Linked DNA regions of Mus musculus: all the other regions are linked to region 3. The links are chromatin loops, found by intact Hi-C in ENCODE. Cell type or tissue: heart. All regions are shown on one strand. Region 1 holds the start of Rpl5 (ribosomal protein L5). Region 2 holds the start of Pigg (phosphatidylinositol glycan anchor biosynthesis, class G). Region 3 holds the start of Tmed5 (transmembrane p24 trafficking protein 5). Region 4 holds the start of Dr1 (down-regulator of transcription 1). Region 5 holds the start of Dipk1a (divergent protein kinase domain 1A). Region 6 holds the start of Mtf2 (metal response element binding transcription factor 2).

Region 1 (5,000 bases), 230 kb before region 3:
AGTCACAACATTAGGAAGGTTGAGAACCACCGTTGTAAACAAATACTCTTGTTTTACTTAGCAATGGAGAAGATTATTCTGGTAAAGAAGAATCGCCCGAGGCTTTTTCTTGGAGAACTAAAGAGCAAGAAGAGCCAAAGCTGACTAGGAGTCAGTGTTGTGTGTCTAATGATCTCTACCTGCTGTCATTAGTGATTTTTAAACTTCTGTACTGGATTTGTAAGAGCTTGAATTTTTTATTTCCTGTAACCAAAACAATTTTTTTCTTTCTAAATAAAATAATTATGATCAGAACCAATGGCGGGGGTTGGGGGAGGCATGCTAGTTGTCATACTTAGGGTTTCTATTGCTGTGATGAAATATCATGACCAAAAGGCCATTTGGGGAGGAAAGGGTTTATTCAGCTTACACTTCCACAAAGGAAGTCAGGATAGGAACTTGGAGACAGAGGCTGATGCAGAGGCCATGAAGAGGTACTCCTTACTGGCTTGCTCTGCTGCTTTTTTTTTTTAGAGCCCAGGACCACAGCTCAGGGATAGAACCACCCAGGATGAGCTGAGCCCTACTCCATCAACAACCAACCAAGAAAATGCCCTACAGCTGGACCTCATGGGGGCATTTTCTCAACTCCTCTCTGATGACTCTAACTTGTGTCAAGTTGAAACAGAAAACCAGCTAGTACAATAACTGAGCACACTTTTTTTTAAAAAGTATTTATTTTTATTTGATGTGTGTTTTATTTATTATTTTATTATGAGCATTTTATCATTTGTTTGTCTGTTTATTTAATGTGTTATTTTATTTGGTGTTCTGCCTAGATGTGTGTCTGTGTGAGTGTTAGATTTTGGGGTTTCAGAAAGTTGTGAGCTGCCTTGTGGGAGCTGGGAAACTCCAAGATCTGAATCATTAGAGAGGAGGTGGCCTCCACTGAGAAAAATGCCTACATGAGATCCAGCTGTAGGACATTTTCTATTGATTGCTGCTGCTGACCCACACACTTCTAGGGGATTCGGCTTCAACCTGGAATCTCACCACAGGAATGCTGGGATTACAGGTACATACTCCATTCCTGGCTTTCCATAAGGGTTCCGGGGGTCTGACGTCAGTACATCAGGTTTGTATAGCAATCACTTTTACCTGCTGAGCTATCCATAAAAATACAAATATTTTTAAGGAGTCCCACTGCCCCTCCAAAATCTGAGCACCAGTGTCATAAAATGCTATTGCTAAAAATAATTGGGTACACAGAATTTGGGGAAGCAACTTTGTTTTGTTTTTTCTTTTCTTTCTTTCTTTTCTTTTCTTTTTTTTTTTTTTTTTTTTTGTTTCGTTTTGTTTTTTGAGACAGAGTTTCTCTGTGTAGCCCTGGCTGTCCTGGAACTCACTCTGTAGACCAGGCTAGCCTTAAACTCAGAAATCCACCTGCCTCTGCCTCCCGAGCGCTGGGATTAAAGGCGTGCGCCACCACGCCCGGCTAGGGAAGCAATTTTCAAATTGCATTCTCATTGACTTTGGTTTTCCGAGACAGGATTTCTCTGTGTAGCCCTGGCTGACCTGGAACTCACTTTGTAGACCAGGCTGGCATCAAACTCAAATCTGCCTGCCTCTGCCTCCCAGGTCGTGCACCACCACTGCCCGGCTCTCAGACTTTTTTTAGACTTTCTAAAGCTCTCAGCCTTATAACTGTTCTTTCACGTGTTTAAATAATTGTTTGTATGCATTTCTTTTCCTTCAGGCAGCCCAGGCTGGCTTCCAATTCACTAGGTAGCCTAGGCTAGCCTTGCACTTTCTGATTCTTTTTCCTCTCCCTTCTAAGTACTGAGGCTGCAATTCTTAGCTGCACACCCAGTCCTAAAAAGAAACTTCTTGAGGAAGGGGACTAAGAGTGATGGAGGAGGCGGCGCTCATAATGTCAGGAATTCTGGGGACAATGGAAGCATAAAGGCAACAGGAGAGTGCAGTGGGTTTTGTTTTGTTTTCACCATGTAACAGGTAACTAAGAATTGACTGGAGGTCAGCACTCTGAGAAGTGCTGGAGAATGAAAAGTATGCTTGAAGCAGATGTCAAGATGCTATGCAAAGGCAGAAGAGTCTCTTCTAACTCAAACTTGAGGCTCTGAGGCTGAGCTTCCCGGCGGCCCTGTGTGCTGGGAATTCCGAAATATATATTCCAGAAGTGAGTCAAGTCATGGAGAAGGCAAGATTTCAGCATAGGCAAATTCATGTATTTAACTTAATTTTTACCCCCTCCTGCTTAGAAAAATAATTATATAAGTGTGGTGTGTGTGCGTGCATGCCGAGCGTGTTTTTAAAAATGTCCTCCTGCCCGGTAGTGGTGGCACACGCCTTTAATCCCAGCACTTGGGAGGCAGAGGCAGGCTGATTTCTGAGTTCGAGACCAGCCTGGTCTACAGAGTGAGTTCCAGGACAGCCAGGGTCACACAGAGAAACCCTATCTCGAAAAACCACCCCCCCCCCAAAAAAAAAAAAAAAAAAGTCCTCGCAAAAAGCCTCTATTTCCCTTTCTCATCGCCCATCCTCCATGCTCGTTGAGAGGAGGAAGATGACATTCATCCTCCTACCGGCAGGGGGCGATAGCCCGCGCATCTTGAGGCCTACAGCCACTCTTTCTCACGTCGCTTGCGTGCTGGTGGTGCTACATACTGCGCATGCGTACGTGACTCCGGTCTTTTTCCCCCTTAGCGCGGCCGACTCTGCAGGTCTGCGTGGAGCCGCGGTTGCGGGTCTCTATTCCGCAGGATGGTGAGTGGGCATCTGGGTCTCAGGCCCGTGCGTGCACCGGGGTGCCCCCTCCTCTCGCGGATGCCCGCTCGGGGTCGGCTCGTGCGACCCGGGGGGCAGATGGCATTCGATTCCCGGCTCTGCGCCCGCCGTTCCAGCGTGGCCTAATGGCTGCCGGGTGCCAGCCGGGGGAGGGGCCGCGGCGGAGGGTGCTCGGGACGAGGCTTCCGAGTCCGGCTGCCAGCCGCAGTTGTCTCCGGGGTCGTCAGGAGGCCGTGCCACGGAAGCCCGAATCCCTCGGCCTCGCACAGAGCCCTGAAGCCGGGAGTGTCTGTCAGTGGAGGCCGTGGCGCTGCTGCGTCCCGGAAGGGATGTGGCGGCCCCTGGCTCTTCCTGGCCAGAGTCTGGCCCTGTTTTCAGAGATTTGCTGAGATCGGACTTGAGAGGTGGGGTGCAGCTCTTCATTTGCGAGGAGTAATTGTAGATCGTACTCTGCCATTTGAGCCCGGTTTAGGCAGGGAGGAAGTGAGCGCCGAGTGGTTGAACTTTCTCGGTGAGGTGTGCAGTTGTCGGCACAGATTGGCTCCGGTGTAGGTGATACATCCCGGCGGTTTGGCGTAGGGATCGATCAGTGGTACAGGAATTGAAAGATTGTTTAAAGGCAGTACGAAAATGTCTTTGTACCTGCAAGTTGTAGTAAGGAGCCTGCAGTTGTGGATGGAGCGACTTGGGTCGGTGCCCTATTCCGCCCAGCCATCTTTACGTGTTTTCTGAGGCTTAGTTAGGTGTGTTTGGCGAAGAGAACCAGTGCAACAGCAGTTCTCCATCTGGTTCTTAACCCATCTGTCAGATATTTGTATTAACGATGAATAACTACAAGATTAAATTAACGAAGCAGCAACGAGATTTATGGTTTGGGGAAGGGTCACCACAGCATGAGGAACTAACCTTATTAAAGGTTGAGCACTGCACAACAGCGATTCTTGTTTCCGGTCAGCTTAGAAACATGCTATAGAAGTTGACACTTGTAATAATTTGCTTTTGAAACTTGGGCATGATTTTGTTACATAGTTAAATAAAAAAATACAGACCAAAACCCAGGTGGTTCTTGCCTATTAATTCGGCGCTCAGAAACTACCAAATGCTAGGTCATGTTGGGCTACATAGTTGGCCTGTATCAAAAGAAAAAAGTCATGGGACGAAACAATTAGCAAAGCCCTGATAATTTTTTTTTTCCTTTAAAGGGGTTTGTGAAAGTTGTCAAGAATAAGGCCTACTTTAAAAGATACCAAGTGAGATTTCGAAGGCGGCGAGGTATGAACTTTTTCTGTTTTAGTTTCTGAAGACTGTTTCAAGGTGGAACCTTCCCTGGTTAAATTTTTTTTTCCCCTTGCAGAGGGTAAAACTGACTACTATGCTCGAAAACGATTGGTGATCCAGGACAAGAATAAGTACAACACACCCAAATATAGGATGATAGTTCGTGTAACTAACAGAGATATCATCTGCCAGGTGAGTTATGTCCTAGACTTGAGTAGTGTGGTCAGACGCATCAACTCTAACTTTTGGGAGAGACTATTTTCTTGTGTTAGTAGATTTCAGTGGCGGGTGGGGGGGGTGGGGGTGGGGGGAAGGTTTGGAAATCCTGGCTTTGCTTAATTTCCATTATGGAATTTGAGAGGAGGACTGGGAAATCTGTTGATATGAATAGTCTTCCAATTACCTTCATCTGTCACGCATTAACTCCTGGTGCTTACTTTATGGGCTTGTGTGCCATTTTACTGATTTAAAAAGGCTGGTAATAGGGTGGTAGGACTCTTGTTGCCAGGCAGGGTTGCTCATCTGTCATCCCAGCATGACAAGCTATTTCTATTTACTGTTTGAAATAGGTTTTAAAATACACAAAAATGTCTTCCACTTTGAAAGCCCTTTAAAAATGGCAGTCCCTGTATTCAGGGCTTTTACAATAAAAATTTGCTGGTCAGGAGATAGGTGCACTTGCCTTTTGTGACTTTGTTAACTGAAGGTGGGGTTGTCTGGTGTTCTGATAATTAAGGATGAAGTGTCTAAGACTTGGTTAAATTTAGCTCAAAAGATACTTTTAAGTAAGTGAGACCTGACTTTGGTGGTGGTGGATCTTTATTTAGTTAACCTTGGCTGTTGCCTGTAGACCAGGCTGGCCTTGAATTTAAAGCTCTGCCTGCCTCTACCTCCCCAGGGCTAGGATTAAAGGTGCCCTTTTTTGAGATGGGGTCCTA
Region 2 (5,000 bases), 180 kb after region 3:
ATATAAGAGATACCAGCCAAGTGGTAGTGGCAAATGCCTTTAATCCCAGCATTCAAGAGGCGGAGACAGGTGAATCACGGTGAGTTTGAGGACAGCCTGGTCTACAAAGTCAACTGCAGGACAGTTAGGACACAGTGAAACCCTGTCTTAAAAACCCAAGAAGGGGGAGTGTGGGTCAAATGGATTGTGCCACCAGACAGAAGGACTGATAAAGTTGAGCAAGCCCAAACCCCATGAAACTCAGAATTGAGTACTGCAGGCATGGGATGAGATCCCTGCTAAAACCTGCTCTAGAACGAGTAACCCCACTGAGAATGCATCAATCAGTCAAGTAAGGAAAACACCTGAAGCTCTCCCCGTGCTAATAGAGCATCACTACCACTTCAAGCTGAGCCAATGGTAAGCATCTTCCCCTGGATCCCACCCTACTCCTCAATGTTTATAAAGTCCCTATACACATTAAGTAAAGGGCATAAGTTATTTCACTAAGAACAGTCTGAGTGGCTGTTTTACTGTATTGTAACACTCTGGGGAAGAATTTTCCTTCCTGAAGAGACCATCGCTGAACCTTAGGCCTGCTTGGCAGGCTGGGCTCACACCCTTGTTGGCCCTGTAGCTACTGCTGCCCTTGCCACTGGCATTAGCAGGTGAGACCTGGGATCCAGAGTTCCTGCCCTGTGCGGGCTTCCCTTCTGAGAGCTGTTTCCAGATGGACCAGAGAACCATAGAATCCCTGGTTCAGGGAAGGATGATGGAGGTGAGAGAGAGAGATAAGAGACAGACAGACAGACAGACACATACACACACACACACACAAACACACACACACACACACACAGAGAGAGAGAGAGAGAGAGAGAGAGAGAGAGAGAGAGAGAGAGAGAGAGCAGAGCCAGCCTGAGTCTGCCATACATGCTGTGTGCTATGAATGGCAGAACTAGAGAAATGGAGCCTTTTGGAGCTCAGAAGAGTATGAAGTCAAGTTTTTGAGTTGTACTTTCGGACTTAGGGTTTCTTCTCATTTTATTATGACTGTTTCCTGATTCTTTCCTCTTGGAGTAAGAAAGTATATAACTTAATTTTGATTTTACAGGAGTGCACAGTTGAGAGACTTTGAATATATTTTAAGAGATGGAACGTTAAAACTGCATGAGTTTGGGACTGGAGAGATGGCTGTAGTTAAGAGCACTGATTGCTCTTCCAGAGGTCCTGAGTTCAATTCCCAGCAACCACATGGTGGCTCACAACTGATACCCTCTTCTGATCTGTCTGAAGAGAGTGACAGTGCATTCACATACATAAAATAAATCTTAAAAATAAATAAAACCCCTGAGTTTTAAAGTTACTTATGTCATATATTATTAGTATTATATGAGATCTTAGGGATAAAAAAAATAAAGGAACAGAGTTGAATAATTTATTTGCATACCAAGTTGTCAAGGGTCAATTATCCTGGTTGGGCTTTGTTTTTGTTTTTTCCTCAACTTGACACAAGCTAGAGTCAAGGATCTGAGAAGAGGATAGTGGACTAAACCTCTGAATGTAAGGCAACCCCAATTAAATGTTTTCCTTTTATAAGAGTTGTGGTCATGGTGTCTCTTCACAGCAATAGAACATTGACTAAGACAAACTGTGACCCAGGATATTTAAGCCAAATAAGCCTTTTGCTCCCAAAGATGTTTTGGTCATGGTGTTTTATAACAGCAATAGAAACCCTAAGACAACATGTAACACTTCAAACTATATAGTCTGAAGTTTTAATTGGTTAATCATTCTTGTAGGAAGTTAAGTGTAAGGTGGTATTCTTTCAGGAACTTTTGTTCATAGAAGTTCATGTTTATGTGAAATGAGGAATAATGTACACACTGCAGTTGGTAGTCTAGCGGGACAATAGAGTTCGTGTCTTCTGTGTTTTGTTTTGTTTTTCTCTTCTGCTTAGTTGTTCTGTCCATTATCAACACTAGGATATTAAAGTGTCTAAACAGTGTTCTTCTATTTCCTATTTCTACGTTCATTTGTCAGGACTTGCTACATGTACTTTACTGATATTTTATGTGCACATGCATGTATATTCCTGTGGTACTGTCTTACTGATATTTTGATTTAATAAGACAGTGTGGTATTGTCATAAAAACACCTAATTAATAAACTATGTCATTAACTAATCACTGATAAATTCAAAGGCTACACACACACACACACAATTTATTTGTTTGTTTATTTTTATTCCCTTCCCCCCTCCCCCAGACAGGGTTTCTCTATGTAGCTGCTGTCCTGGAACTTGCCTGGAAGTCACAGAGATCCATGACATAATATTTTTAACACCACTCATGTTGGGTAAACATGCAGAAGAATGGAACTGGACCCTTCCTTTATACATACAGAAATATCAAGTAAAAATGGGTTAACCACTAAAATTTAATATCTGAAGCTATAAAACTCCTATAAGAAAAAGGTGAGAAGAAACTTCACCAAAACTGATGCTTTTTTTCCCCCTTAAACATATAACACCAAATTCACAGAGAATTACCACCAAAAAAAAAAAAAAGTACGTGTGATTATGGTAAACTGAAAAAAAAAAAACATGAACTAGATGAAAATTTAGCTTACAAATCAAATATAAAGGTTGCTATCCAAGATATTAAGGAATTCATACAACTTAACAGCAGCAAAACCTCTATCTTGTTCTTGGCTTCCTAGAAAAACAGAGTTCGTGAGAAGGGGTTTGGGTCTTTTGACTTACAGAAGCAAGGTCCGCAAGGAGAATGAGTGTGCACAAAGGAAGACAAGGCTGGGGTGGACTCTGTTCAAAGACCGGCTTCTGTCTCATTGCATGAGCCCGGGAAAATTCCCGCATCTAGAGCGGAAAGACCTTGCCTACCAAACACGTGGCCCCCTACGGTTTAGAGGTTCCTTCCAGAGGACAGCTTTCCAAAGAAGGGGAGCACACTCACTGATTGCCAATCGCATCAGGATCGCTTAATCTGCAGGCTTGCCCCAGACCCGAGTCTGTCAGAGTCGTCCTGTCAGAAAACTGGGGCCATAACACCAGGAGGAAGTGAGTAGGACTAATAATACACCAGAAACACCAGCAGCTAAATACTGCACCGACACTGGGCAGCGCTAGATGCGCCTGGCTCAAGGCGCACAAACTTGGAATCCTGAGATGGCGGGGCAGGTGCGGGGACTCTCGGTGGCACCGGAAGCGAGGCTCCCGAATGGATCAGCCGGGGATTCCGTGGACCTTTGGGTTCGGGAGGAGGCAGGGACTCCCGGGAGAATCACCCCGGGGCCGGTCCGCGGGGAACGTCGTCAGGGAGCGACCGCGGGCACTCGCCACTCTGACGTACTTCCTGTGCGCTGGGGCTGGCGAGGCAGGCTGGGAGGGAGCTCTTGACAGTCCGGGTGTGGGCTCTGGGTGCGGGTTTGCAACGCCCGCTGTTACACTAAGTTTCGGGCCGACCGGCCCAGCGGCAGGGCAGAATGCGGCTGGGCTCCGGGGCCTTCGCTGCCAGCTGCGTAGCGATTGAGGTGATCGGGGTCGCGATATTTATTCGGGGATTCTTCCCAGCTCCTGTTCGTTCCTCTGCTAGACCAGAGCACGATGCAGAGACCCCAGCGCCCGAACCCGTAGCAGGTATAGCCCCCCGCCCCCATCTCGGTGGTTCCCGCTTTCATTCTGCCCCACCACGGAAACAATTTGTATTGTTTTAGTGTTGTTTGTGTATCATACACCTTCGAGGCATTCGCAGCCTCCCGCCCCATGTCGACCTATGTGATAATCAGAGGATTCCCAGAGTAACTCCGACTTTGCGTCTTGTTTGCCGCTGTTCAGTGATTCGTACCCCTTTTCCTAATAATCCTTTCAATCACTACCAATTTAGGTTTCCAGTTTTGGACCCATAGGGCATAACAGGTGATGTTTCTTCAGATCTCCTCCAGTTTTCTACAACTCTCCCCCAGAAGACCTCCCGGCCCTCAGTGCTTAGGGCCTCTCTGCATTAGCACCCTAGTAGCCTCACCAACACAGAAATAAACACCTGATACCCACTCCGCTGCAGTGAAACAGGTCCATATAATCACAGCCACTGGACATGTAAACCCATAGGTTCACTGCCTGCAAGACTAGGCTTTAGGGCAAGCTCAGGGAGGCACAGTTTCCAACTGTATGTCTCTTAGGTAGAAGTGGCCCTGTCCTGGACTCTTCACCTTGCTAAGAGTAGTGCACTACACATTCCTGGGATACCTACTCATTGTTAACATACTGTCCAGCCTAGCCAGGAGATGCCCTTCTTGGTAGTCACCTGCAGGCTGGTTACAACCCTTGAAGGAACCTTCACAGTTGTCTTGTTTGGTTTCTTAGAAAATTAACACAACACTGGCTACCCAAAATGGGCCTTCTTTCAGGTTGAAATAGATTTGATGTGTGCTAGAAGAACAAAGGAAAAAGACATTGAAGGCAATGGAGTGCTGAATGGAGTTTAAAATTTAATTTCCCCTTTTCTAAATACTTTTAGGAGTCCGTTCGAACTGGACCAAGCTGCCACCACCTCTCTTCAGTAAAGTGGTTATTGTGTTGATAGATGCATTAAGAGATGATTTTGTGTTTGGGTCGAAAGGTGTGAAGTATATGCCCTACACAACGTATCTGGTAGAAAAAGGAGCATCTCATAGCTTTGTGGCTGAGGCAAAGCCACCCACAGTTACTATGCCTCGAATCAAGGTAAATTTAACTTGGTTAAATTTTATGAATCATGACTTGGCTCTTTTGAAGGTTTAGAGCGATTATTTAACCGACTTGGAGACCCTGTTTTAATAACATGGGAAATATTTCAGTGTTGTCAGTGTTGCTGGGCAGTGGGGTGCTGAGGAAATCCCATAATAAGGTAATCTTTTTACCCCTTGTTAAGTAGCTGAAGTTCATCCCTCATGGAAAGGGGGAGGGATTTAGAACCAGATTTTCCAGGCCACCGTAGTCCAGGAGGTATCCTCCTTTGTGG
Region 3 (5,000 bases):
AGGCTAGCCTTACCTTGTCATCTTCCTCTCTTAGCCTCCTGAGTATTTAGAATTATCAGCATACAGTACCATGCTTGCTTGCAAGGAAAGTTCTGATGAATAAAATTTCTTTTCTTACCTAGATTCTTTCACTAAACCCATAGCTGGTTTCCCTGTGCCTAGTTTTACTTCCTTTAAATCTGCCTTTCACAGTCTACCTACCTATCTGCTTAATCTTACATGGCCTTGCAAAAAATAAGGGAAAAGGTATTCATCACAAAACACATTTATGGTCCCTTCTGCGTTGCCTCGATGTGTGGTCTATTTTCTTCCTTTGCTACTCCTACCCTAAGACCTGACAGTCTTCAAAGCTAATAAAACCCCAGTACTTATAGTATGCCTCGGAACACTTAAACTATACATCCTACAATCACAATGTCTAGTCAATTCTTCCCTTTTCTAAAACTGGCCTCATTCCTTGCATTCTTAACTCATTTTCAGATTTATTTTTATTTTCTCCAACAATCCTATTCTCTGAAAACCAAAAATCATGCTTTATTCAAATTGCCTGTAGGATGTGATGGTTCATGCTGTAATACCAGTCCTGGGTGGGGGGGGAGGACACGACTTAGAGAAGGACTCCTGTGAGATCGGAGGCTAGCCTGGGCTAAATACTGAATTCAATGCCATTGGATACATAGTTGAAACCTTGTCACAAAAACCAGAGCAACCAACCATCCATCCAACCACAGCCTACCAAACCCATCAAGCCCAAACAAAGCCTGCCTATGAACCCCCAAACTCCTGAGAACCAGGTTTTTCTCAGTTTGTTCCTCCTCCTGGAACAATTCCTTGCATACATTAATTGTTCAGTAAATGCTAAACTTTTGTTCACAAGTGGAAATCAAGAAATATTAAGCTGTAACCTTAGTTGTGCTGAGATTTTTGTATATTATGACTTTAGATACTTCCTGTAATTACTGTAAACATCTATAAATAATCCCAAAGGCTCCACATATAAAAGTTTTACATAAGAATTAAAAAAAGATTTAATAATAAGCGTATTCTGCTGATACTAAAAAGAAAACAATGACACGGGAAGAAAGCTGACAAAGTTCAATGGAAGAAAGGTCATACACTATTATCTTATTTGATTTCAAAGTGATGGATGTACACCCGGGATGACAATGTACCACTAAATACAGCAACAGTCCATTTCAACACATTTCAAAATCTGACTTAGAGATCTTCGCATGGACACAATTCAATACTCCCAAGACTGGGTTTCACTATGCAGCCTTGACTGTTCAGAGATCCACTTGCCTCTGCCACGGGAATGCTGGGGTTAGAGGCGTGTGCCACCACTGCCCAGCCACAATTCAAAACATCGTGCCGATTTTATAATATCGGGATTTGGTGAAAGTGGTGAGAGTGAGTCAAACAAGTGTTATCACTTCGTCCAATAATAAAGAAGAACGTGTATCAACCCCTTACAGCGAACTTCTCAGAACTGTAGGGTATGTAAACTAGCTTGAAATGGCTTGGGGGAATTAAGAAACAAAGAGTAACGCCATTGACGTCACCAGTGCTGGCCTCTTTCCGACCAGAGGAAAGGGAAGAGAGAGGGTAGGTGTCAATTTTAGGACTGGCCAAACTTGTGAGTTCCAGGCTCCCAGGAGCCCCGCTTAAGTACGCCTGCGCCAAGCAGGCCAGTTTCCCAGGAGACCCTCCTCGGATTCACCTCGGTCGCTGTCCCACCTTTTCCAAGTAGGTGAGAGGCGACCATGTGGTGCGGCCCGGCCCAAGGAAGGCTAGCCCACTTCCGCACTTACTTGGTATTCGATCTCCAACGATGCCTTCAGGGGCATGGGCTGGTAGAAACACTCCTTCCGGCCGGCCGGCAGCGTGAAGGTAAAATCACTGTCCAAAGAGGGTGTGAAGCCGGCCGCCCCGCGCAGCAACGCTGCGGGCAGAGCGGACAGGAGCAGCACGGGGAATGGCAGCCACATCCTGCCGCCCATCCCTGTCGATCTCTGCCTGGACGCGTGTAGGGAGGTGCGGGATACTGGTGTCTCCGATTTGAAATCCCGATCTGAGGGAACTTCAGGCAGCGGCGAGCCTCACTCTCTTGGAAGGTGGAAGCACTGCCTTCCACTGGGCCGGGCGAGGGCGGGGCCAGCGTCCCCTTTCGGCTGCCTTCTGGGTTTCGCATCCTTCCTTCACACCAGACTTGTCGGTTTCGGCTTCCCTCACACACGCCAATCAACGTTGGCGGGGGTAACGACGGGAAATGTAGTCCGAGGTGACCACGGCACGCCGCTCATCCGCGCTTCCAGACTCATTTCCCGGCATGCCCTGCGCCCCGCTCCCGTTCGCAGAGCCCCGCGTGGTGGGCGGGGTCGGGGCCCGGGAGGCGGGTCCCAACGGCTGCCGCGGCGGTTCGAACTCGGCGCCTCGGAGGTTCGCTGGTTCTCCTCATCGAGAGTCAGAGGCTTCCATGTCGTGGGCTGCGAGAGTGTCCCAGGCTTCCGAGCGCAGAGGAGGCTCGCGGTGCGCCGTGGTCTGGGGACGCTAACCCCGCCTGCGATCTGGGTGGTGAGCAAACGCCTCCTGGCTGGAAAAGGGCTTTCCCGAGGGGTTTGTTTTCTCTTGGGACAGTCGACCTGCGCCTGGCCTGCTTGTGAGGCGTTTTCTTTTATTTGAGGCAGAATCGGAAAGGAGGCTGCCAGACTTTGCTCTACTCCCTACAGGCAGATGGAGGACCTCTTTCTTGAAATAAAATACTGTATAAAACCATGTACTCTTTCTCAAGCGGAAAGTCCTGTCACAGGATTTTATAGAGTGTAAAGTGCTTGTCCTTCGCTCGATGAGTGTGCGTGTGTGAGAACTCATTTTTCACTAGACTTGAAGATACGGTTGTCAGGGCCGCCCTATAGGTAAGATGATAAGCCTTTCTACGTACACATACTACAGGTAAACGTAGGAAAATGAGGATGTTTAAATACCAGACGTATCCAATTCTGAACGGCTAGAAAATTCTTACGTGAAAATGCACAAGTTGCTGAACGTAAAAGCCTGACTTAAATGGTGTCCTACAGTACTGATCAGCATTTTCTAGTCTCAAGTTTCTTCTTTTCTCTCCTCCATTATTCTGTACGAAGCTAGAGATGTTGCATAGATGTGAAGTAGCATGGATTCCTGAGCCACTGACTGGGGAAGTCTTCCAGCTTATGCAGAAGCAAATTTGTTAAAAAGAAAACCAGAAACAGGGTAGAAAAGGGTAGAAACATTTACATCTACAAAATATCTCGTTTAATTTTAGGCCTCAACTTTTTCCAATAAGGTGCGAGGTGTTTTTTTGTTTTTGTTTTTTTTTCCAATCCACCCTACTCCTGAGAAATTTTGCGTGGGAAATTAATGTACCAGGACCGTTTTTACCTGAGTGAGGGAGGGAGAAGGCAGTTTATTCATTTATCCGTTCAAAATAATTGAGTTTTCCTAAGTGCATTACACTCTTGAACATAATAGGTGGGAATTAATAATATCTGTAACCCAAATTTTAAGAAAGGCAATGAAAGAGGTGCTACAGTGAAAAAAAAATTAAATGGAATATGAGAGAGAAGTGAAATTGTAAGATTATGCAGAAAGTTCTATAGTAGGAGTGGAAATTCTAAAACTTTTTAGTTTTTATTTTAGTAATTACAATAATAAAGCATCCTTTACTGTGATTTCAAGAATATTAATTTTACTCTGTGTCTGTGGGTGTTTGGGATCCTCTGAAACTCGAGTTACAGACCATTGTAAGCTACCATGTGGGGGCTGAGAATATCAGTGGCAACCCTTTGAAAGAGCAATGCCTTTAAACCCAGAGCCATCTCTCCAGCCCATCATGATCTTTCTTTTTTTTTTCTTTTTTTTTTTTTTAAGATTTATTTATTATTTATTATATGTAAGTACACTGTAGCTGTCTTCTGACATTCCAGAAGAGGGAGTCAGATCTCGTTACGGATGGTTGTGAGCCACCATGTGGTTGCTGTGATTTGAACTCTGGACCTTTGGAAGAGCAGTCAGGTGCTCTTACCTGCTGAGCCATCTCACCAGCCCCATGATCTTTCTTTTATGGCCAAGAAACTTAGTTTCATGCTCACAGGTTGGTGCAGCAAACAGTTCACTGCATGTAGTTCTATGAGTTGAACTGCTAACTGTCATTTTTGTTTTGTTTTGTATTTTTTTGAGACCATGTCATACTATACAGGCCAGGTTGGCTTTGCGCTCACAGAGACCCACTTGCCTCTACTTCCCAAGTGCTAGGATTAAAGGAATGGTAACCATATCCACTCTCTACATGTCATTTTGATCTGTGATTATGACTCGCGAGTGTTGTTAAATTTTACAACCACTGTGAATGGGAGGAGATAACTTACCTGGTAATAATAGCTTTTAAGAATTTATGGAAGATTTTTGTTTTGTTTTGTTTTGTTTTGTTCTTTTTTGAGACAGGGTTTCTCTGTATACCCCTGGCTGTCCTGGAACTCACTCTGTAGACCAGGCTGGCCTCGAACTCAGAAATCCACTTGCCTCTGCCTCCTGAGTGCTGGGATTAAAGGCATGGGCCACCACGCCCGACAGAAGATTGTTGTAACATCAGATATCCAGGGCTTCTAAAGTTAAGTTTTAACATCTCATATTGAAGTTAATTAGAAAACTATACCTTGATTCAAATCTCAGATTGATCCTCTAAAATTGTGTGACTTTGAGCAAATTCATCTTCTACGAAAAAATTGCATCCATTCATTTGTGTGTGTCTGTGTGTGATGAGTGTCATGACTGTGGAAGGCAATGGACAACCTGTGGGAGCCTCTCCTCTACCCTGATCTGTTGGTCCTGAGGAGCACCCTCGGTTCTCAGTCTTGGTGCCAAGCACAGGTTTTTCAATTTTATTGCTGTGAGATTATTTTAATTTATACCATAAAATCTTCAGGCTAACTCCAAGAAGTTTCTTTCTATTTTTTGTTAAGGAA
Region 4 (5,000 bases), 140 kb after region 3:
GCTTTGAACTTTTAAACCCATAGAGATCTACCTGCCTCTGCCTCCCAAGTGCTAGGATTAAAGGCCTGTACCATCATGCTGGGCCTTACCTTTAAAAATATGTTTTCAATTGCTCTGCTGTTGCTTTTCCACTGAACGTGTGTCTTCAGGTTTTTACAGCTTTTCACTGCCCTTGCCTCTCTCTCAAGCTGTTTTGCCATTTGCTTCTTTAGTCTTTACCACTACATGAAAAGCCTTCCTTCCCCATTCTGCCCCATTAGCTTCTTGTTGACACATATCATTTCTTTTTGACCTTTTAACAAAGTGATATCACCTCTTTCATTTATGTCCTTACAGTTTGCAGCTGTACTATGCTGTCCAGAGTCCATCTTTGAGTTATCAATCCTCTTTCCTTATCTTCCCCAATGCAGGCATTGCAGCTGGGTGCCACCATTTCTGACTCCTACTAGTTTGATTTTCCAGAAATATTTCTCTGTACCATTTTCCCATGTGACTTCATTTACAATAGTCCTTTAAATGTGTAAAGTCTTTACTGACATTTTCCTTTATGTTTTTATACTTCTTTTTCATCTTTAAAATCTTGTGAACTTTTAAAGTTAAAAATACTGTACTTCAAACCTGGAGTTGAACTCATTTGCAGTGGCCAAGACCTTTAATCCCAGCACTTGGGAGGCAGAGGCAGGCAAGTCTCTCTGAGTTTGAGGCCAGCCTGGTTTATAGAGTTCCGGGACAGCCAGGGGTACACAGAGAAACCATGTCTCAAAAAGCAAAAATAAAATAAAATAAAATAAAATAAAGAAAAGCTGGGGTTGCAGGTATAAACAATTTAGACAGTGGCTTGGGAGAACTCAGAAGCACTCTGTAGACATGACTCCCATATGAGAAAGTTTGCTTATAATATAGTAATAGCACAAAATGGCAGGCTAACCAGGTAACAGTTACCTAGGACTTAACATTCCATCTAGATTTTAATATTTTATCTAGGTCTTTATACATCTGAACCAAAATTTACTTATTTTGAAGAAGAAACTTGTTCTTTATAATCAAAGATTGAACTTACTAGCACTGATATAATGAAGAATATTTAGTTCCCAGCAAGCATTTTGGAGAAAATGTTGAATGAAAAAATTAACTCAAGGCTGGTGTTCTAGCTCAGTGCTGAAGCTGCATCTAGTAAGGTGGGTAGGAGGGGATGGTTGACAATGATAGTCTCCTGGAAACCAGACATCTTAAAGCATTGCCACAGTCCAGCTGCCAGTCTATCAACAAAGAACACGATGAACTAAACTGTGCACGTAGATTTAACTGGCTTAGTCCTTTCAAAAGTTACAACTTTCCACTATTAATTAATGTGACAGTATGTGAGGATTTGCGTGTGTTGAGACAGGTTTTTTCTGTATTGCCCTGGCTGTCCTGGAACTTGATTTGCCTGCCTGAGTGTCGTGTCCTAAGTGCTGGGATTAAAGGCGTGAGCCACTGTCGCCCAGCTGAGCTTATCTTAAAAAAAAAAAAAAGTGATTTCTGTGATGAACGTGGCACTAGTTATTAGTAATCACTTGGAACGAAGCAGATATCGGACTCTCATAAGATAAACCTTTTTTTTTTCTTGTCTTCCTTTCAAAAGCAAGTATGCAGAGGGCCATAGCTCATGGTATGCCAAACATTTTCATTACTTTAGATCAGACTACCAGTTTCCTGACTTAGCCACTTGTGGTACCGAGGACAGCCACTTCTTTGAAGGCTTCATTTCTTTCTCACAAATGAGAACAGGGAGCTCTGATCTGAATGCTGTGAAGTAGTTGTAAAGGCCTGTCCTCCCCACTCTGCTCTTTTCACTCCGCGCCCTAATCCCGACAGCTAAGGAGATAGGAAAAGGAAGTTCTTTAGTAAGGACCAGGGCTCCCCTGCCACGTGGCCCTCCGCGGGCCCTTCTGCCCGCAGAGCAAGCGAGCTCCAGGGCCCGACGGAGGAGACGCCGGGTCGCCGTGCGTGGGGGAGCGGCAGGCGGAAGCTGCGGGCTGCCAAGCCCCGCGGCTCCCGCCCGTCCGGGAGGGGGTAGGGGCGGGGCGTGCACACGGAAATCCATCGAGGAGGGCGGGTGGGACCTGGGGAGTTCGACTTCCGGTGGCGCAAAGCGTGCCGGGATCAGCTTGCGGCAAACCTCCTTCCCCGGCCCGTAGAGAGACCACCGTTAGCGCCGCTCCTGCTCGCACAGCCTGCTCTCGGCCACACGCTTGGCCGCTGCGGCTCCCGCAGTGTTCGGCCCGGTCCACTTGGTTTCCCAGGCAGCCGGCGTGCGCTCAGCTGCGGCTTCGGCAGACATGTTGTGAGGCGGCGGCGCGGGTGCCTGAAGGATGGTTTGGCCGAGGCGGCTGCAACCGCTGCTGGTGGCGGCGTCCTCGGGGGCTCCGGCTCTGTAGAGCTGACCCTGCTCAGTGTCCGCCCGGGACCGCGGCCGGGCGGGTATTCCTCTGTCTTGCGTGCGCTCCCGTGCCGTTTAGGTTCGGTTAGACGACAGCGCCAGTCCGTTTGAGGCGACACGCAGGGTGGTTCTCCAGCCCTGGGAGTGGTGTCCCTAGAACCCTCAGCCCCCTGACCTTTCCTTCATATTCCCACTAAAATCTCTCACACAGTGGGTGTTCCCTGCCCTCCAGCCCTCCTTCCTGGTTTCTGCACTCTCTTCTCTGAGCTTCCCGGACCCCAACATCCCTCTCCAGGGACAGCCTGTTGAGAAATCTTCGTGGAGTGGTGGACCAGAGGCGAGGAGTTTAAAAGTTGGGGCTTGAAAGACAGGAAGATACGATGGCTTCCTCGTCTGGCAACGACGATGATCTCACTATCCCCAGAGCTGCTATAAATAAGATGATCAAAGAGACTCTTCCTAATGTCCGGGTGGCCAACGATGCCCGAGAGCTGGTAGTGAACTGCTGCACGGAATTCATTCACCTTATATCTTCTGAAGCCAACGAGATTTGTAACAAGTCAGAAAAGAAGACAATTTCACCAGAGCATGTTATACAAGGTAAGCGATTTGTGTGGGATTTGGTTTCGATGAAGGATCAGGGGAACAGTCAAGCTAATAGAGTAACCACTTGGCGTCACAGAGCCTTCATTCCACTTCACTAGTAAGCACAGTTAATGAAAAGTCAAAACGGCATAGAGACAGCTTGTACCTTAAGAAAACACCTATGTAGCATTCTTCTGACATTGTTTTCATCCGGCTAGTGCAAATAAGGAGTGCAGACATTAGGGTCAACAGACATCCGCAACCCCTCACTAGTACAGTTTCCAATCAGGTCTTAAAACAACAAGAATTGACTGCCCACAGCTAAACGTGGATAATAACAACTGAGAAAGGAAACTCAAAGTTCTCTCTTGGAAAGTTAAATTTTAGAACTTCGAGCATGAGTTGAGTCAGAGAGTACCTCTCCCTCACCTGTATCGAGGAAAAGATTCATTTTTGAACACAGGGGTAGGAAAAACCCTTGGGCTGGTGACGGAGGTCAGTGGTGTATCATCTAGCAATCTTGCACAAGGGTCCTAGCATTGAGTTAAAAAAAAATATTGACATGAGTGTGTTAAGTGTTGTAAAGTTAATTGCTTTTCAAAAAGGAAGTATATTTTTGCTTTAAAATCGCTAAGAAGGTGGAACAGTCATCACCAGGTAACCAAAGCGAGCACCACATTTTTTTCTTTTTGACTCCCTCCAACTATTGATTGTTCTTTGAAGATTATTTGTAAAAGATGACTGGGGCAGGGCGGGAACGACAGTCCTGGGGCTTGAACGTAGGGCCTGACACACGCTAGTCAGCATTCTGTTGCCGGTCCTTCTCGCCTGCTGGTCCCCTTTGGATGTGTTTATACATTTATCTTTTATTGAAAAGCACATCTAAAAGTTTCGACAGTTTCTTCCTTATGCTGGAAAAGACTAGGAGACTTTGATGGTTACAGGAAAAGGAGACAAAAGTGCTCTTGGCAAATTTTGGGAAGTACTTTCTGTGGTTTTTCATGAACTCTTAGGAGAAGGTTGCATTCAGTTTGAGACAGTCACTTCTGTTTTATAATAATCTATTGGAAATGCGAACAATTTCTTGATTACTTTTATTTAAAGTTAAAAGGAACAAATTTAATCATACTCGGCAGGTAGTTCTCTACCATTGCCTTTTTATAAAGTTAAGTGTTAAATAATTTTACTTTCTTGTTAATGTCAAATAGAGAGCACATGTATTCGTATGGAGCATATCCATTTTACACCGTCAATATTGACAAGAAGATCAATTGATTAATTTTGAGCCTTTATCCTCTGCTGATGGTAGATTAAAAATACATCCTGCTGTGATGAGGGTGTCTCTCAAGGCTGAGTACTTAGCATGGCAGAAGTCAATCCCAGTAGGTAGTGGAGCCATGATGGTGTGTGTGTGTGTATGTATATAAATAGTCATATTATATACACATATACTCTGCCATTTCAGTACATAGTAGATAACTAAGAAAAAAAAGCAATTTTTTTTTTTAGGGTTAGGAAAGGCAAGATGATAATAGGATCCTACTGTGTTGCCTAGCCTGGCCTTAAACTTAAGAGTCTCTTCCTGCAGTATCTTGAATACTGGGATTATGGACATATAACCACCGTTCCCTGTTGCTTATTTGATTCTTTTGTGTGTATGTGCTGAACTTATGTGTGCTAGGTAAGCACTGCACTGCAGAGCTATATTTCCAGCCGACATACTTAATTCTTAAAACTGGTATTTTTAGAGCTGGGCGTGGTGGCGCATGCCTTTAATCCCAGCACTCGGGAGGCAGAGGCAGGTGGATTTCTGAGTTCGAGGCCAGCCTGGCCTACAGAGTGAGTTCCAGGATAGCCAGGGCTATACAGAGTAACTCTGTCTTGAAAAACAAAACAAACAAACAAAAAAAACTGGGTTTTTTTTTTTTTTTTCCTTCTTGTTTGGTTTGCTGAGTGGTAAGAAAAATGGAAGCCAATGTGTTTTTCTTTTTTT
Region 5 (5,000 bases), 150 kb before region 3:
GGTTGATGGGAATTCTGTGAGGAAAGGTCCTTGACAAGCAAGTCAAATTATTAAGTTTCCCCCTCTAAATTATGGGGGAGGGGGTAGACATAGCTCCTGGGTTATAAGGACTCACTGCTCTTGAAAAAAAGACCCAGGTTCAGTTCCCAGCATCCTCATAGTGGCTCACAACCACATGTTAACTCCAGTTTCAGTGGATATGGTGTGCTCTCCTATCCGCCACAGGCAGCATGCACATAAACATGTCACACATACACAGGCAGGCAAAACATTCATACACATAAAATAAAAAATGTCTTCATTTTGTTTTGCTTGTTTAGTTTGTTTTGGCTTTTTTGTCTTATTTTTGTTTGTTTTAATCTTTGTTTTTGTGAGGGCTTTTTGAAAGAGAGAGAACGTTAAGTTGGGTGGACAGAGAGGTCGAGAGAAGCTGGGGGTGGGGTGGGAATATGATCAAAATATATTGTATGAAAAAAATTTAGAGAAAAAAATACTAAGGAAAAAATAGGGAAAAAGAAACTTAAACTCTCTAAGGGCTAAATAAGGACATAAGTGACCTTTGGCCCCACCCAGTTGAGACAAACAAGAACAACTGCCAAGGATATAAAACTGGTTTCAAAAACTTTCCAGGCCATTTATCTTCCCCTCCTCTTGGAAATAAATCTACCTTGCTGTTTCCCTACCCACAAGGTAAGAGCATCTCCCATACCTGTTGAATGGTTACAGCCTCACTGTAACTTAAAATGTACCTGGAGGGCGAGGTGACGCGTGCTTTAGTCCCAGCACTTGGGAGGCAGAAGCAGGTGGACTTCTGAGTTCAATGCCAGCCTGGTCTACAAAGTGAGTTCCAGGACAGCCAGAGCTACAGAAAAACCCTGTCACGAAAAACCAACAACACAAATGTACCTTATCAGAAATATTATTGACATCAGGTATCTGCAGGTGTGGCTGGGCATGCCTGTTATCCCAGCACTTGAGAGGCTATGACAGAGGGTCCACCATGAGTCTGAGGTTAACCTATATACATATCCAGTACAAGCCAGCCAGCACAATACATAGCAAGACCTTATCTCAAAAGAACACAAAAGTAAAAACAAAACCCCCTCAAAACGGGTATCTGTATTCCCTCAAAACAAAGTGTAAGAACTAGTTTCCCTGAAGCACTGTATACTGGGCACACTTGTAAACCCTGCACTAGGGAGGTAGAAACAGGAAGATCAGAAACAGGAAGATTGGGAATTCAAGGCCAGCCTGTGCAAGACTGGGACTTGGTCTCAAAAAGTGTGTGTGTGTGTGTGTGTGTGTGTGTGTGTGTGTGTGTGTTCTAACATACACAGGCTGTTAAAGTTTTTTTATTTTCTTTTGCCAAAAGACAGTGCACAAGAAACCCTCTCCATGACAAATCAAATTTAGCTAATACTAAGTTAATGCTAAGCATGATCTATGAAGAAGAAGAAGGAGGAGGAGGAGGAGGAAGAGGAGGAGGGGGAGGAGGAGGAGGAAGAGGAAGAGGAGGCGGCTACAGAGTTAGCTCAGTCTGTAAAGGTCTTGCTCTCCAAGCACTTGGCGTCCAGATTTGCACATCCTTGCAATCTCAGACCTGACTAAGTGGAGACAGGGGGATTCCTGGGACTCCCTGGCCTATTTGGAGATTTCGATGGGAGGAAGCTCCTGGGGAAAACACTGGACTCTCAACTGTGCCATTCATTCATACCCTTGCAATCACAAGCTCTTAAAAGCAAGAGGATCAGAAATTCAAGGTTATCCTTAGCTACCTCGAGAGTTCTAAGTCAATCTGTGTCACATGAGAACTTGTCCTTTAAATCTTAAGTTTACCTTTAAATTTTTTTGAGACAAAATTTCTCTATGTAGTCGTCACTAATCTCGAACTTGTTATGTAGACTATGCTGGCCTCAAACTCAGAGGCCTGATTCCCAAGTGCTGGTATTTAAATAGTTTAAACATTTTTAAAAATTAATAATCTTAATATTAGCCCACTAGCAAGCTTACCCTAATTTCATCATTGATAACGATGCAAATTCAGAAAAGTAAGAAACACACTAAGTGTTTGTCATTAATGTAAGCATAACTATTTGTAAAACTAATTTTGTTTGCGTGGTGTCGGGGATTGAATCCAGAACTCTTAATTTCTAACCTTAACCACATCAGAAAACCTTTGTACAGTTATAGCGCCAAAGATTGCATTCACATCTGTGGAAAACATTTAAAGCCAAAACTAAAGCCTAAAGCTCTACCAACTCCAAAAATTAATAATAGAAAGCTAAGTAGTTTAAGTTCAAAGATTTTAAACATGCCCAAATACTTTAACCTGGAGGGGTGGAATGCTAGACTAGGTTCTAATACTGGTACTCAAGGCACAACTATTTCTGGTGGCGCTGCTACAAACATTCAGTTTTACACCCTTAAAACCATGAGTTGTCAAGTCAGTCTCTCAATCTGGGTTTCTCTCGTTTCGATGTAATGACTTACACTTGCAAATTTCAAATTAAAATATAAGATTTATTTGGACAGTAACGGTTTCTCCTCAACTTTTTCTTTTTTTTCCATACTCATAAGAAGCACACCAACAACTGACCTAAATACACGTCCCATGTCGTCAGGCCTTTTAATGTAAGCAGTGTCCTCTAGAGACATATAACAATACTGCCAATGTGTGAGGCATTGATTTGTAGTTGTTTTTCCATCCGAGCTATGGATTTGTGCTCAGCTACTCACGACGTCTACTAGGTCCCCCTGGTGACCAAACAGTGCACCAAAGCAGCAGGAGGGTTCTAAAGCCTACTGACAGCGGAACAGAAAATCATGAAAAATTAACACGGCAACAGTACACACGACGTGACTGTGAATTGCGTTCGCACTGCTGGCGGGCTGAGTGAAGAGCCGTACAACGGTCACCATCCCCTTTTTGCAAAAGCATCGCCTCGATCGAGCTTGCCTACTCCTCCCTCCCATTTAAACCAGAGATGTGATGAGAACACCAAACCCAGGGGATCTGCACGAGGCACAGCTACTGGCTGGGACTTGGGGAACCACTGGTATGACAATCGGTCACGATTCTGTGGAGCATGGAGGAATGACACACCACCCTTTCCTACCCCAGACACAGAGTCAGGAATGGCAGGTCGAGGGGGGGCCCTTGGGGAAAGCGGGAGAGCACGCAGAGGAGGGACCGCGGCGCGTCCGGGGCCGGGACTCAGAGGGGCTCAGGGCTGGGGCGGCGCCCGAGGAGCGGGACCAGGGCTGGGAGGGCGCGCCGCCAGGTGCCGGTCCGCAGGAGGCGGCGGGGCGCGCACGGAGGGAGGACGGGGCGCTGAGTCCCGCGTGGCGCGGAGCGGAGGGCGCGTGGCGGGGCCGCGGCCGGCCTACCTGGAGGTAATGGGGTTTCCTCAGCCAGGCCCCCGCGCAGAGACTCCTCGCCATGGCACTCACATCGCCCCGCCGCGCCGCAGTCGGAGGCGGACCCGAGCGCGGCCGCCCGCCGGCCTCCCCGCCCCTGCCCCGCCGGCCCGCCCACGGCCCGCCCCCGGCGCGCGCTCCCCGGGGCCGCGCTGCGGCGAGGGCGGCGGGTAGCGGAGGCCGGCTCCGCGCGCAGAACCCCACCCCCACCGCCAGCCGCGGCGGTCGTCAAGGCGCGGGCGCGGGGCTCCGCCATAAAGGGGAGTCGAGCCTCGCGTCCGCCGACACAAATCCGCCTGCGCCTCCGTGCTTAAAGGGGAGGCGCGGACGGGGGAGGGGTACGGCCGAGGCGGGTGCGAGCAGCACGGGGGTGCGCAAAACGTGGGCTCCGTGGAGCGCCCACTTCACTGTGAGGCTTGCGGCTTCACGCGCGGAGTCCCGCCGTCCGCGCTCTGGACCTGTGCGAGCGGATTGCACGGAAATTCTGTGGATGCTTAGAGCTGCATCCTAGGCGACCAACTAACTCATAGATCCTCTCCAGGGAAAGGAGGCTCTCCGGAGACGCGACCACCGCTATCTAGGGGAGGAAGGGACTCCTTCCCGCTCAGTTCTGCGTGGCCTTCCAGACACTTCGCCTCTTTGCGTACCTTAAATTTAATGCAATTTTTTTCTTTTATTTCTTTTTCTTTCTTTTTTACCATTTCGACTTTTTGAAGTTTGCATTGTTTGCAAAACAGCCTCAGAGTTTTCTTGCCTCTACCACAGAATCATGATTCACACGTTAAATACATAATTAAATAAATAAATGCCGGATAAATACAGTGAAGGCAGGAGACCTTCTAGGATATAGCAGAGCAGCTCAGTTAAGGCTATACACCTCAAGGCGTTGCTTTCTTCTGTTGACACTGATGGCCAAATAAGGGAGAAGGGGCCACCCTGGGAGGAGTACAGCTATTGATCTGAGTGACTTCAATGCAGGGAGATGCAGGTCCTACTTCATTTTTTTCCCTTGCTATGCCGTACTTTATGTTTCTAGTGCTTTCAGTTTCTGGAAACAGGTCTTTAACCTGGATAATATTTTGTTACTCGCAAAGAAGTGCATGAGCCACTGACTTTCACTTTTAATTAAATGACTTCAGTAATTTCTAAAGTAAAAGTAAATATGAGCTGGGCATGGTGACTCATGCCTGTAATTCCAGCACTTGGCCAACCGGAGCTACTTAAGACAAAGACAGACAAAGGGAGGGAAGGAAGAAGGAGGAAAGGACGGATCCTACCGGTTTCCTTTAGTTGTTTTTTTGTTTTTTGTTTTTTTAAAGATTTATTTATTACTTATTATATGTAAGTACACTGTAGCTGTCTTCAGACACTTCAGAAGAGGGAGTCAGATCTCGTTACGGATGGTTGTGAGCCACCATGTGGTTGCTCAGATTTGAACTCCGGACCTTCGGAAGAGCAGTCGGGTGCTCTTACCTGCTGAGCCATCTCACCAGCCCTTTTTTTTTTTTTTTTTAAGATTTTATTATTTATATGTGTATGTCTGCCATATTTGTGTGATTGCTTATAAAAGCCAAAAGAGGGCA
Region 6 (5,000 bases), 67 kb before region 3:
CATCTGCTGCTACTGGTGAAATGAGCCAATTCAAGTCAGATTAGGCAGGTTTATTGGGAAACTGCTCTCCAGAGAGTGAGTTCACTGGCCCTAAAGAAGGAGGCCAAGGATGTCACCATGGGGGTGGGGGAAAAAAGAGAAAAAGGGTGCTCTTGAGAAAGAGAAGAGGAGGTACAGAGAGAGAGAGAGAGAGAGAGAGAGAGAGAGAGAGAGAGACCAAAATGTCTGACTTTTATAAGGAAGAGCCTCTGGGGGAAGGGCAGCCCAGCAGCCCCTGTGCTGAAAAGTTCAGGGTTGGGGGAGAGAATGACAGGGACTGAGGGATGCTGGGAGAATCTGCAGGCCAGGTCTGTTTGGGTATGTAAAATATGCAACTCAGTCCATGTACTGTGGTACAAAACCAATCACTCATGTCTACATAGGAAAAAAATTAAAGAGGTGTCAAGCACAGGTGGTGGCGCACGCCTTTGATCCCAGCACTTGGGAGGCAGAGTCAGGAGGATCTCTGAGCCTGAGGTCAGCCTGGTCTACAGAGTGAGTTCCAGGACAGCCAGAGCTATACCCATCTCAACAAACAAACAAACAAACAAACAAACAAACAAACAAACAGAAAAAAGGTGTCTTAGAGTTCTTTAATTTACAAAGTATTAGATCACTTTTTGTGACCAAAGGTGCCAAAGTTTAGGTCAGAAAGTGTAAAGCAGATTATGTTTCCTTGTATCGAGTTTTAAATTATGGCACCCACCTGATGTATAGTTTGTTTTCAAGATTTATATTTACTTATTTTATGTATATGTATAAGAGAGTCCTTCTCTTCAGACACACCAGAAGAGGGCATCGGATCCCATTACAGTTTATGACCCATTGTGTGGTTGCTGGGAATTGAACTCAGGACCTCTGGAAGAGCAGTCAGTGCTCTTAACCACTGAGCCATCTCTCCAACCTCTTTTAAAAGACTTACCTATTTTTATTTTATGTACTATGCTGTTTTGCCTCTTAGAATTAGAGCTAAAGACACTGTGATCTGTCATGTGGGTGCTGGGAATTGAACACAGGTACTCAAGAGCTCTTAACTACTGTGTGTGTGTGTGTGTGTGTGTGTGTGAGAGAGAGAGAGAGAGAGAGAGAGAGAGACAGAGACAGAGACAGAGTGTGTGTGTGTGTGTGTGTGAGAGAGAGAGAGAGACAGAGACAAGAGAGTGTGTGTGTGTGTGTGTGTGTGTGTGAGAGAGAGAGAGACAGAGACAGAGAGACAGAGACAGAGAGAGAGAGTGTGTGTGTGTGTGTGAGAGAGAGAGAGAGACAGAGACAGAGAGAGTGTGTGTGTGTGAGAGAGACAGAGAGAGTGTGTGTGTGTGAGAGACAGAGAGAGACAGTGTGTGTGTGAGAGAGTCAGATACAGAGACACATGAGAGAGAGAGAGAGACAGAGAGAGAGAGAAAGAGGGAGAGACACAGATTGATATAATGTACTGAATAAAATATACTGTATAATACAAAGCTAGCCATGGTGGCTCAGGCCTTTTAATCCCAGTACTGAGGAGGCAGAGACAGGAAGATCTCTGTGAGCTTGAGGCAAGCCTGGTCTACACAATGAGTTCCAGGACAACCAGAGCTATATAATAGATAGACTCTGTCTTCAAAAAAGAAAAAAAAATGTAGTATAATATGAATATGCCTATTTGCCAGATTTTTCAGAACCTAGGTAAAGGGAACTCTTTTTTGTTTTGTTTTGTTTTGTTTTTCGAGACAGGGTTTCTCTGTATAGCCCTGGCTGTCCTGGAACTCACTCTGTAGACCAGGCTGGCCTTGAATTCAGAAATCTGCCTGCCTCTGCCTCTCAAGTGCTAGGATCAAAGGCGTGCGCCACCACCGCCCAGCTTAAAGGGAACTCTTGAAATATGAGTGAAAGGAATTTAGATCATAAGAGGTATTTCTTCAGAGAGAAAATTCAGTACTGCCTCTGTGACATAATCTGTGATAAAAAGTATATGACTCTGAAAATATTTTCACAAAATAGAAACGTATTACAGGTGTTTCTATAAGTGCTGGGTTGCATTCAAATATAAGTCAAAGATATAAGCATGCATTCCATTTATCAGCTGGGCCTCATATAAAAGCCTGCAATAGTATGAAAGTTGTGTGTTCCTTCAATCAACTGCTTTGCAGGAGGGTATGCTCAAATTTCACTACAATTAGGAAAGGTCACAAAGCAGGTAAACAGGGAAAAAAAAATCTCGTTCATCGTCAGAGGAAAAAAAAGTGAAAATCTCCCATTACAGATTCCAGATAAGTTTGGATTTGGATAGTATTCATTGAACGAAATTTGCCATCCAGGGTCTCCTCCCCACTTAAGGGGATTATAACAGCAGGCCTCTAGGTGAAGGTAAAAGAAAAGTATTTTTTCCAGTTAATAATTTCCTTTCTTCAGAAAGGAAATCACCCCATCAAGATGTACTGAGCAATATCCTATTTCTGAGGGCATTAAAAAAGACCGCACGAAAGACTGGACACGATCTCTCTTTTTAAAAGACCTAGTAAGGCAAGCATCAGCGTCGGGAAGCGCTGCGCTCACTATTGTGTCTGCACCGGCAGCAAGAGGACTTAATTCCACCGCGACGTTAAAGAGTCCCTCTTTGTTCAGCGCTGGTCCGGGACGCAGGGCGCGGTGTTCCTCCGCGCTCGCCGCGCAGGCCCCGCCCCTCTGCGGCTCTGGAGAGCTGCCATTCGGCCCCGGAGTAGCTCCGCGCTCCCAGAATGCACCGCTAGTCCGCGGGAAACCAAAATGGCGAAGGGCTGTTGCGAAGTGGTCTGTGTTTGAGGCCGGTGTGAGCACGCACATTCTCCTTCCTAACCCTCGTCCCCAAGGAACTCGGTGTGTGTGTGCGTGTGCGCAGGGCTCCCGCTGGGGCGGGTGCCCAGGGAGTGCCCGGACTCGCGGGGGAGCGCCCACGGGAACGAGATTGCTTCTATTTTCCTGTATGAAGCGGTTGGCACCACTTAAGTGACCGAATGAGGTGAGAGACCTTGGCCTGGGAACCGACTCTTTGGGAGGAGGTTGGGATGAGGAGAGACGAAAGAAAGGAAGCAAAAGAAAGGGGAAAGATGGAGGCTCCGCTTTGGGCAAGGGAGTCCTGTGTGGGGGTGTTTTTGCATTGATGCATATGTTGAAAGAATGGATCGGGAGGGGTAGTCAGTGAGATGTTGGTAAAAATAGGGACTGGGGGAAGGAGCGGGGCGCCCCGCTCGGGAGTCAGTTGGTGGAATTAGATAAAACGTTGAGACAGGGAAGCTGTGTTTGGAGGGCAGGAAGGAACCTGGGGGCGGGAGACGGTTGGAGGGGCAGGATGAACCTGGTGATGAGGGGGTGGGGAACCGAGGGGAGGAGCCGTCAGAATGCGGGGAGCCTAGTAGAGGGGCTGACTGGCACTTTAAGGGGTGCTAAGGAAAGTAGCAGTTTGGAACCAGAGGGTGCTGGAATTGTGTGGAATTGTGGTAGGGGAATCTAGTGGTGGGCTAGATAGCTAGCGTACGAGGATGAGGAAAATACCCTGGAAAGCAAGCCCTGGAAGCTTAAAGAGAAGAAGTGATAGGTGAATTGATACGGGGAAGAGATAGCTTTTATTTGGAGGCATTTCTTCCGTTCAATTAAAATTTCTTGCCCTGATAATTTGTATTCATCATTACAACTTAGTTACTTACGGCACTAAGGGGTTTAACCAAAATTTTCCAGGATTTCTTAACACATTTCCATAGTGCCAGAACTCTTAACTGTGATTTACAATCTGCAGTCCTTGGTGGTTAATTTTTTCTTTGGCAGAGATGGATTTATTGAGTGGTACGAGAGATTGTGAACAATAGGAAAAGGGGTATGGAATGCTGTTTTATTCTTTAAAACCTTTAACTTTGGTTGAAGATATTACCATGCAACAGTAGTTAGAATTTGAAAACCCAGACAAGCCTGTAATTGACATAGAAAAGTACCTCATGAGATCAAAGTAGAGCTAGAAATATGTTAGTGGTTGGTTGACTCCGTTTTCTCTAGCAGCAAGTACTTTCTCCTTCAAATAGATTCCATGTAATCTTCATAGGAACTTCTGCAGACTGTTTTCAGCCTTTATGTTTTAATTTTTCTTTTGGGAATTTCTTTTTTGGGAGAGAATTGTGGGTAAAAAAACTGATTCTTTTTAGGATGCTGGATAATACTTTAAATGTTTATTTTTTTATTTAATGTATATAAGCACACTATTGCTGTCTTCAGACACATCAGAAGAGGGCATCAGATCCCATTACAGATGGTTGTGAGCCACCATGTGGTTGCTGGGAATTGAACTCAGGACCTCTGGAAGAGCAATCGGCACTCTTAACCACTGAGCCATCTCTCCAGCCCCCTGGACAATGCTTTAAGTGGAGGATTTTTGTTTTTTGTTTTTTTGTTTTTCCTTTTTAAGTTTTGAAGCAGGGTCTCGTTATATAACTCTGGCCAGCCTGGAACTCACTTTGTATTCCAGACTGGCTTGAAAAGACAGATCTGTCTGCACCTGCACACTGAATGCTGATGGAGATCACTACCATGCTCGGCTGTTATTACTTTACTTGAGTTCACATCAGCAACTATCATTGGGTATGCAACTATATTTAAATGTGTACTGTGGAGATTTCTTTTCCTTTTGTTTTCTCCTTTTCTTATTTATTTATTTATTTATTTACTTACTTATTTATTTATTTTTGGAGACAGGGTTTCTCTGTATAGCCCTGGCTGTCCTGGAACTCACTTTGTATAGACCAGGCTGGCCTTGAACTCAGTAATCCACCTGCCTCTGCCTCCCAAGTGCTGGGATTGAAAAATTGCCTGGCGAATTTTTTTTCCTTATTTGTTCAAAAAGTATATATTGGGGACTTTGTGTCATATGTGGTCTTAAATATTAAAAATACCGTTGTTGAACAATAGACATGTTCAGAGCTCATGTAGAGTATGCAGTTTGATTTTTGAGCAATGAG

What was found. Peaks named below come from ENCODE experiments on the same cell type or tissue, not always from the same donor. Only the 100,000 strongest peaks of a DNase experiment are listed, where the experiment ranks them.
Region 1: it touches region 3 in a loop (4-fold over the local background); 6 of 42 quality-filtered maps call a loop at or near these places.
Region 2: it touches region 3 in a loop (2.7-fold over the local background); 7 of 42 quality-filtered maps call a loop at or near these places.
Region 4: it touches region 3 in a loop (7-fold over the local background); 11 of 42 quality-filtered maps call a loop at or near these places.
Region 5: it touches region 3 in a loop (6-fold over the local background); 2 of 42 quality-filtered maps call a loop at or near these places.
Region 6: a loop joins it to region 3, with 5 times the contacts of the local background. A loop is called at or near these places in 7 of 42 quality-filtered maps.

The regions. Positions count from the first base shown.
Region 1 is chr5:107,897,884-107,902,883 of GRCm38, forward strand. Rpl5 (ribosomal protein L5) reads left to right here and starts at 2,645. Exons shown (of 8, transcript NM_016980.2): 1 at 2,645-2,763; 2 at 3,987-4,056; 3 at 4,139-4,254. The coding sequence starts at 2,761. In heart, a CTCF peak has its summit at 2,601 (motif pointing right); a DNase peak (open chromatin) is centred at 2,658; H3K4me3 peaks cover 2,712 bases; H3K27ac peaks cover 1,500 bases.
Region 2 is chr5:108,309,442-108,314,441 of GRCm38, forward strand. Pigg (phosphatidylinositol glycan anchor biosynthesis, class G) reads left to right here and starts at 3,372. Exons shown (of 13, transcript NM_001310689.2): 1 at 3,372-3,637; 2 at 4,518-4,723. The coding sequence starts at 3,484. In heart, a CTCF peak has its summit at 3,126; a DNase peak (open chromatin) is centred at 3,330; H3K4me3 peaks cover 2,229 bases; H3K27ac peaks cover 1,575 bases.
Region 3 is chr5:108,130,425-108,135,424 of GRCm38, forward strand. Tmed5 (transmembrane p24 trafficking protein 5) reads right to left here and starts at 2,196. Exons shown (of 4, transcript NM_028876.3): 1 at 1,812-2,196. The coding sequence starts at 2,000. Ccdc18 (coiled-coil domain containing 18) reads left to right here and starts at 2,490. Exons shown (of 29, transcript NM_028481.1): 1 at 2,490-2,574; 2 at 4,998-5,000. In heart, a CTCF peak has its summit at 2,149; DNase peaks (open chromatin) are centred at 1,657 and 2,237; H3K4me3 peaks cover 2,852 bases; H3K27ac peaks cover 2,091 bases.
Region 4 is chr5:108,266,788-108,271,787 of GRCm38, forward strand. Dr1 (down-regulator of transcription 1) reads left to right here and starts at 2,110. Exons shown (of 3, transcript NM_026106.4): 1 at 2,110-3,022. The coding sequence starts at 2,803. In heart, no CTCF peak of the experiment used is centred here; DNase peaks (open chromatin) are centred at 2,054 and 2,674; H3K4me3 peaks cover 3,746 bases; H3K27ac peaks cover 2,115 bases.
Region 5 is chr5:107,983,562-107,988,561 of GRCm38, forward strand. It overlaps Dipk1a (divergent protein kinase domain 1A), which reads right to left and starts at 3,516. Exons shown (of 5, transcript NM_026062.4): 1 at 3,388-3,516. The coding sequence starts at 3,441. In heart, a CTCF peak has its summit at 2,770 (motif pointing left); a DNase peak (open chromatin) is centred at 3,480; H3K4me3 peaks cover 2,352 bases; H3K27ac peaks cover 2,033 bases.
Region 6 is chr5:108,062,950-108,067,949 of GRCm38, forward strand. Mtf2 (metal response element binding transcription factor 2) reads left to right here and starts at 2,725. Exons shown (of 15, transcript NM_013827.3): 1 at 2,725-3,016. The coding sequence starts at 3,012. In heart, a CTCF peak has its summit at 2,746; DNase peaks (open chromatin) are centred at 2,722 and 3,282; H3K4me3 peaks cover 2,279 bases; H3K27ac peaks cover 1,947 bases.